2 separate regions of the Homo sapiens genome follow, and region 2 is linked to region 1. Evidence: chromatin contacts called from ENCODE Hi-C data. All regions are on one chromosome and are shown on one strand. The core of a region is the stretch at or near the end of the contact, and the rest is flanking DNA. Distances in the headings are between cores, read along the strand shown.

Evidence for each region. Hi-C counts contacts between places; a loop is a spot of excess contacts on that map. Pooled maps may share reads with other maps.
Region 2: a loop to region 1 is called in a map with no recorded cell type, with 12 times the contacts of the local background. The contact joins two enhancer-like sites. A Hi-C loop is called at or near these places in 2 of 37 single-sample maps with no recorded cell type and 2 of 50 pooled maps.

Annotation. Positions count from the first base shown.
Region 1 is chr1:172,392,359-172,396,315 of GRCh38, reverse strand. The region is part of intron 20 of DNM3 (dynamin 3); the gene reads right to left. It overlaps LOC102724528 (a long non-coding RNA gene), which reads left to right. Exons shown (of 3, transcript XR_001738294.3): 3 at 1,906-2,565. Among named protein-coding and RNA genes, the nearest start is that of C1orf105, 26 kb to the left of the region's middle. Within about 2 kb of position 2,060, at least 14 of the 41 ENCODE cell types and tissues checked have a DNase peak (open chromatin) inside an H3K27ac peak, as active enhancers do.
Region 2 is chr1:173,412,530-173,416,803 of GRCh38, reverse strand. All of the region lies in intron 2 of LOC100506023 (a long non-coding RNA gene), which reads left to right. It also overlaps a transcript of TNFSF4 not described here. Among named protein-coding and RNA genes, the nearest start is that of PRDX6-AS1, 47 kb to the left of the region's middle. RefSeq lists enhancers at 431-480, 511-640, 2,101-2,150, 2,211-2,370, 2,951-3,000. Within about 2 kb of position 2,528, at least 4 of the 41 ENCODE cell types and tissues checked have a DNase peak (open chromatin) inside an H3K27ac peak, as active enhancers do.

The DNA.
Region 1 (3,957 bases), core at 811-3,310:
AAGACCCTACCTTGCTATGGATTATGAGTGACTGCGAATTTTGCTACTTGCCATTTTGACTTAACATATTTTCAGGTCCTTGGGTAGAATTTATTCTTTCTATGATTCACATGAGCTGATAACTTCGACCAGAAAACAGGAGTGGGCATTTCCTAGTGCTTATGGGAATAGTTAAAAAATAATTCAAGAAATTAGAGTGTTTGCTATTTGTGGTTTTGCCTATTGCGTGGCTGTGATGCCTGAAAAGCAGTCACAGGGCAAAAAGTGCCATGAGGAGACGGCGCAAATACCTAGCGGCTTTAGACTTCTTGCCTTGTGTAGGAATTCTTTCTTGGTCAGAGTTGCCATGGGATCTAAACTTGATGTAAATACTTAATGTGGCATCAATGCACATGTAAATTCTATCATCAAATCTAGTGCCTTTCAACACTGCCCTCCCATCCCCCACATTTAAAATACTGGCCACACCAACAGTGTAACAGTCTTTTGGCGACAGCATTTGGTAAGCCAGATGGATTTAATTTGGCAACTTAAGGGTGTAAATATATGTTTAGATTCAGGGGTTCCCCCCGACAACACTTACAATACATTGGCAATGGTAAGCTAAAGGATTTCAATGTCGAGTGTTTTAAAATTCTCCCTTTGAGCAGCAATGAAGTTATGACAGGCAAGCAAAAGCCATCAAACTCTCAGCTAAATCCTCAATGTTTTTCTTACATTGCTGGAGGTAGGCATTTAAGGCATGTTTCTGAGTGAAAGATGAAGCATTTACATTTTCATTTTTAATTTCCTGGCTCTTATTGGCTAAAGCAACTCTAGTAAACGTTATTTAAATTTTGCTTCTAGGCCTGGTGTGGTGGCTCATGGCTGTAATCCCAGCACTCTGGGAGGCTGTGGTGGGTGGATCACCTGAGGTCAGGAGTTTGAGACCAACCTGGGCAACATGGTGAAACCCTATCTCTACTCAAAATACAAAAATTAGCTGGATGTGGTGGTGCACGCCTGTAATCCCAGCTACTCAGGAGGCTGAGGCAGGAGAATCGCTTGAAGCCAGGAGGCAGGGGTTGCAGTGAGCCGAGACCACGCCACTGCACTCCAGCCTGGGTGATAGAGACTCCGCCTCAAAAAAAAAAAAAAAAAAATTGCTTCTGATCTTTCACAGAAAGAAGGAAGAAGTTCCCCAGCAGTCCTTTCTTCTAATTTGTTGCTTGGATAAAATTTAGAGGTGAAAGAGCTATGAGCAATGTCATGCCATGAATCGTTGACGTCGTTAAAACAAGAAATAACAAGAACTGTCTGAATGTGAAGGTTTCCCTGTAAAAATCATTCTTTTCTTACAAGTGAGGGAAACAACGAAGTGCAGTGATGAAATAGAAGTACTAGCTTGTGTGTCATCTACAAATCTGTATCTGCTTACACTGGGCAAAACTTTTTTTTTTAAACCCCCCTTTCTTTGAGCTAACATTAACTTGTATATAGGAATATTCAGCAGATTCCAACTGGTGACAATTTGCTACTGACTGGTTGCAGGAAGAATAATAATCCTCTACTGTGCATTTTTCACTGGCCAGTGGCTTCTCTGCCAGACTCCTGTCTTGGCTGTTTTCCTCTATCAGTCAGGTGAAACTCAGGGCAGGGCTTGGTCCCCTGAAACTCAGGAAGGCTTTCCCTGCAATGGCTGAAGCTTCAACAATTTAGAGCCCCAAAGAGAACAATGACAGAGCTATTTGCTATTATTTGTCATGGGATGTGGAAGCAGTTGTGTTTGGTTAGCTTAATGCCAGTTACCACTGGGCTAACAGCAGCATATTGTTATATTTACTGCTGCTGTCTGCATTTATGTTACTTGTACTTTGCCTTATGTAGATCCTTTCTTATTTTCCTTTTCCTTTTACCCTCTTACAGCATAGGATGTTTGGAAGAGTGAGATAGGGGACACATTGAAAACAGAGAGGCAATCTGAAGGCTACCTTGACGCATCTGCAAAGCTCCCAGATTCTGACTTTCACAAGACTTGCTTTCTGTTTCTGGGCCTCGCCTAAACAGACTGCCAGTCATCCGAACCGTGGCAGGATGGAGATGTTTGTGTAAGGTAGACTCAAGTTTGCAAGACTCAAGAAGGAAACCACCAAACTAATTTTACTTTCACTTAAACCAGATTGAAACCAAGACTTGAAGAATTAAAAACTTTGACATTAACCATTGATTCACTCCAATGAAATAATTGTGTTATAGCCAGAATCATGGTGAAATTGGAACAAGGCTTTTGATGGGATTTTTAATTGAGGGACTTATATTAAATTGGATATTTTCTTTAATGAACAGCATGTGGCCAAAATTCTATTTTCATTAAAGTATATTAAGCATCATGACAACTCATATTAAACCTGCAACAAATGATTAATGACATTTAGAGACTTCAAATGTCATGAGACACCTTAAATATTAAGAATCAAAAAGAACACCTCAAAGTTGTTTCTATTCTTAGTAATTATGCTTAAAAAAACATCTTTCCTTGCTTTGAAAGCCAGTTGCTAAAAATAAAAACTGTTCCATGAAAAATCACAATGCCCAATGATAAATTTATGTATTTGTTTTTTAAAGGGGGAGGATGGTGAGAAAAATAGAAAGCTCCTGGCTGACATCAGAGGTCACAAGATGAGTTCCTCATTTGTCCAAATGACATTCAGCTGCTAAAAGAAGTCAGACTTTTAGAGGGCTGTTGAAAAGACAGTAAGTCAGGAGGTTTTCAGTACATGACTGCAGGGGAATCAGACACAGGCTAGTCACTTAAGTTGCTTAATTGTCCGTGTACCCTTAGCCCACGACTTCAGGGCTCAGCAGCTTCATCCTTCATGGCACCAAACCTTGACGTAAGGGATTCAAAGACACACTCATAAGAATCGTGAATTTGTCCTCATGCAAAATTTGGGGGACTGGCTACAAAACCGAAACAAGGAGATCGTATCCCTAAGTGAAAGGGACTTTATATTAATTGTCAGTTATAACAATATGTAAAATACATAAAAGAGATAGAGCACTGCAGGCCATCAAGGTCAAACATTTGAAACAGAATTAAACTAAATTATAAGGAGGATTAAATGGCTTTTGTCTTTGTAAAGAAAAGAATATGCATGCATTGATTGCCTATGTAGAAGGATTAATAAATCTTTTGGCATGGTCGATTTGTAATAAATTACTGAAAATGTGGGATTACAATGAAACTCTTAAAGTGTGCCACATAAGTCAAGGAAGCCACCTAAGTCATGGGATGGGCATGAGTGAGACACTCTGGAATAATCTTGATGCTACTCTGGGACTGCCCTTGCAGGGTGGGACATCAGCTTCACTAAGGGGCTCACCAGAGACTCCTTCAAGGGAGCATTTCTTGGTTTCCATATTGTGTTTATGTCATTTTGATGAGCTGGAGTAAAACCCAAATCCTTTCGAATGATTCAGTTTTGTCTTTTTAAAGAGAAACCATCATACTTGGTGAACAAGGGTGGTCAAAAAAAGTACTTGAATATTGAGTGATGAGGTTAAAAAAAAAAGTTTCTTCTTGCTTGGTTGGAGACCCTTCCTCCCACCCTTATCCCCTTTTGACTATTGCAAAATAGCTTAGTCCAAGGAAAGGGAAGAAGACAAATGAGTGAAATAATGCCAGAGTTCATTATTGCCAGGAAAAACACACTCGGATTCAGTGAATTTGTTCCGTTAATGTCAAAGACTGTGATTCCCAATTAACTAATTTTAAGAAGCTATATCTGAAAATAGTTACATCAGCTCTAAAGTTAATGTCTGATGAAGATCAGGATCTTCAATTAAGAGAATAGGAACCCTAAAGAGGTGGTGATGTCTGTTTAAGATCATCTTGTTAAGTAAATAAATACACACTGGATTGGATTTTCAAACAGCATTTAGCCCCTTCAGAGAAGTTGAGTGGAGGTGAGAGGGGAG
Region 2 (4,274 bases), core at 1,279-3,778, 1.0 Mb before region 1:
GCAACATGGCGAAACCCTGTCTCTACTAAAAATACAAAAATTAGCCGGGCATGCTGGCGCACATCTGTGGTCCCAGCAATTCAGGAGGCTGAGGTTGCAGTGAGCCAAAATGACATCACTGCACTCCAGCCTGGGCAACAGAGTGAGATCTTCTCTCTCTCTCTCAAAAAATAAATAAATAAATAAATAAATAAAAATAAAAAAATAACATTTATAATGTCCTCAGTGAAAGGAAGCAATGTTTTGGCCAGGATGATAATGAAGATATTGTTACTGGGCTGGGAGACCCTTGGGCCCTGTTGGGGAGGGCCCTGTAAGCTGCCACTGCCCACCCTCCACAGGTGCCCCTTTGGTCCCCTTCCCTCTCCTCTGCCCTCTGGTTCTCTCCGTCATCCCTCTGTAGTGCTTGTCTTTGTTCAGGAAGATGCTCCATTTGCCTGCCTCTGGGCAGGGGACTTGCTTTAAGCCACGCTGCTGCCTACTCAGGCCAGCCCAGGATGTCTCCTTTGCAAATTTGGACCATGTTCTGAGCCCCAGCTGTAGGCCAGAGATCTGTGACATATTGGGCAGACCACCCACAGCCCAGCTGCTGCCACTGCTTAGCCTACATGTGCCCAGAGAGCTACACTATCACCACCCACCACATCTCACCGACAGACCCTGCCTTTAGAGACAAGGACCAACCTAGGAGAGCCTGGGTTGGCTCTACCTCCCTGGGCATTGATTTGGACAGCTCACCAACTCCCAAAGGAGCCAATCTTCTGGCCTGGTTGGCTCCCAACCTACTCCCTGCCCCATCGGTTTGCTGCAGAGGCCCGGTGGACCTGGCAGTCCCACATCATGACATTCCTTTTCTTCCATGCACCAGTTTTGCACAGCTGTCATTTTTCTTTCATAATTTCATCAGTCCCACAGATACGCACATTTAGGCAAAAATACTATGAACAAAACAGACAAACAAAAACAGGCCCTCAACCCAGCTCCTGAATACCAGTTAGAAAGAGCATTTGCATTCTTCTCAGTAAATATCAAGCATACTAAAAAAGAAAACAAATTGTTTCACTTACATTCTTACTTGCACCTGTGAGGGAGCCATTGTTACTGTCATTTCATGCATGGAAAGGCTGAGGGTCACAGAGGTTAGCTGATTTGCCTAACGTCGCAGAGCTGAGAACACCAAAGTCAGGGCCAGGATAATTATCCAGTGTTTGTCCCTCTGCCAAGTGCTGCCCCTTGGACTTGGGGCCCTCAGGCCATCAAGACTGGGGCCCTTTGCTCCTGGAGTGTCCCAAATTGATAGTGTAAGGGTGGTTCCGATTGAGTCTGACATGCTGCTAGGAACCCTCTGTTTTCTTCCCTTTATTCTCTTCTATCTTCCTTTTCCTAAGGCTCATCCCACTGTCCATTCTTCATAGGCTTCAAGGTGCTCTTTGACTTTTCTCTGTAGCTAGGCCATGGGACTTTCAGGTGTCACCCATCCTCCCACCCACTCACTTGCCTCTTGACAGTGCACCAGCTGAGGCACAACTATGTGTTGGGGAGATATGTAAGGAGAAATGTGAGACGTGGTCTTGCCCCTAATAAACTGTTAAAGAAAAATTATCCTGATATCTGTGAAAAACAGCAACGAACACTTTATTCAAGGCTATTGCAGTAAGGGTCAAGATTATTGCAATAGGTGAGAGGATTGAAACCCAAATACATCAGGGATAAGGGGGGATTTACAGCCAATCAGCACGCTGGGGGAGTGGATGGAAAATTACTAACAGGAACTTGATTAGGTGGAGGAAGAGGAGCTTGATTGGATGTTGAGGGTGAGAGAATCTCAGTAAATGGACTTAACAAGATTCATTGCTAAAACTTGGCTCATCAGGTCAAGGGCAAGGCCTAGTTGAGAAGAAGGCTTCAGGGAACCCGACTAAAGTTTGGTCAAGGAGGGAGTCTTTGCCAGCACTCACAAAGTCATATGAGAGTCAGGACCCAAACACAGGACCCAAGCTGCTACGAGGCAGTGATGTGCCAGCCATGGCATGGCTGAAGCTTGGAGAGGAGCCAGTGGATATATCTGGGTTATTCCATCCCCTCGCTCCAGGGCTGACTGGCAGACAGTCACACTGGCTTCATCTCAGGTTCATTCATTTCTCACTGCTCTATGATACACCATACTTTTCTTCTACTTCATACTTTGAAGCTTGAATTTCCAAGATTTGATAAGAAAGACTGAAAACCATAAGCAGACTGAAAAGTGCCAAGGCTTTATCTAGATCTTGGACAAGAACTTTAACCTCATGTTTCTTGTTTGCAATATTGAGACAATACTTGTTACAGATTGAATTGCGTCCCCCAATAATTCATTTATTGACTTAACCTGCAGTATGACTGTATTTGGAAACAGGGCCTCCAAGAAGGTAACGGTTAAATGAGGTCATAGAAGGTGGGGCCCTAATCTGGTGTCCTTGTAAGAAGAGGAAGAGATACCAGAGATCTTTTCCTCTGTGCACACACAGAGGAAAGGCCATGCAAAGACACAGTGAGAAGGTGGCCGTCTGCAAGCTAGGAAGGGAGGTTTTACCAGAAACAGAATTTTCTGGCATCTTGACCTTAGACTTCTTACTTCCAGAACTGTGAGAAAATAAAAATGTCTGTGGTTTAAGCCCTCCAGTCTGTGGTACTTTGTGATGGCAGCCTGAGCACACTAGTACAATACCTATCCTGTGGGTTTACGATGAGAACTGAACATAAGGTGAGTTGAGGACCTAACTGCAATTCACACGTTGGCTTGTCCCCCTTTCCTCCTGTCATGTGATTTGTAGGGTGTTAAGGGTCTTTTGCCAGCAGACACCTTCCTTGTGACCATATGATGGTGTGGAAAATTCACACAGTAGAAGCATTCTTTTGGATTCAGGCTTTGCTTCTCTGTATAAACTAAAAGGGGGAATTTTCTGAAAGCATGTTATTATCAGTTAGGATTCCTGGTTTCAAGCAGTGTACATGGATTGGCTGGTTTAGGCCAAAAAGGAACTATTGAAAGGATATAGACTGGGGTACAGGATTGGCAGGAAGGATGGAGGATCAGATGTGGGGCCTGCCAGCTGGCAAAAGGGCCAAACGTCACACCTTAGAATGGGGCGTGAGGACTGCAGGGCTATGCTGCTGGGCGCCGGCTGCTGCTGCTCGCTCCTCTGACCCTGTGAACACTGGCCTGCTGTGACACTGCTGGACTAGACTCTTCTATGACCAAGTCCTCCACACCGATGTGCCCTGTGGTCTCTGTGATTCTGGAGCGCTGCTGTCTCCTTGGCTGAGCTTAGATCATGAACACTGGCATTTTCAGCACTGAGAGTGGGAGGCAACTCTGCCTCCTGTCAAGATTCATAAGGTGGGGAACTTCCCCAAACAATTAAAAGCAGGCTCAAAATGCCAGATGGTCAAAAAGAATAACAAGTTCCCCCACAGATACAGGGAAACCTTTCAGAACCCCCACATAGGAAGTGCAGCTTCACTCACAGGAGTGAGAACAAAGAATTGGAAAGCCGACGGCTGGTTACTCTGCATCTCTCTGCCCCTGTCTCTCTGTCTCTGTGTCTCTGTCTTTCTCTCTCTCCTATATTTTCCAGCTCCACTTGCTAAAGGTAAGGCCCACCTCTGTCCTGACCATTAGAAATTAGTTGTCTCCCTTAGAACATCTTTTTCCTCATCTTCTGCAAATACTTTTCAATCCCCCTTGGAGATTCCCTCCTCTGTCCATTTTTGGTCTGGGTGGGCTCCATCCTCAGCCCTCAGGATGGGCCATAGGACCCCGTCCCAAGCCAATCAACACACTATTCCCTTGGATGCAGGAGTGAGTATGTGACCTAAACAGCCTCGATTCCCACCCCCTTTTTTATTGAACTCAAACTTATCTGTTGCAAAGTGTACAAAGTATACAACTTGATGAATTTTACATAAAATCCGTTGTATACATCTGTGGAATCATTACTGAGATTGAGATACTGATCATTTCCATCAGCCCAGCACCTCCCCTTGTAGTCCTTCTCTGTAATACTCCACTCAAAGATAATCACTATTCCGACTTCTGTTACCATTAATGGAAATTTTACCCATTTTTAAATTCTATATGAATGGAATAATATGTAATCTTTGGTGGCTGGCTGTTGATCTTTCTGTTACTGACTTGCAGCAGTTCTTTATTTTGGATATGAGTCCTTTGCTAAATACATATATTGCAAATATATTTTCTTAGCTCATAGTTGCGTTTTGACTCTCCTAACGAT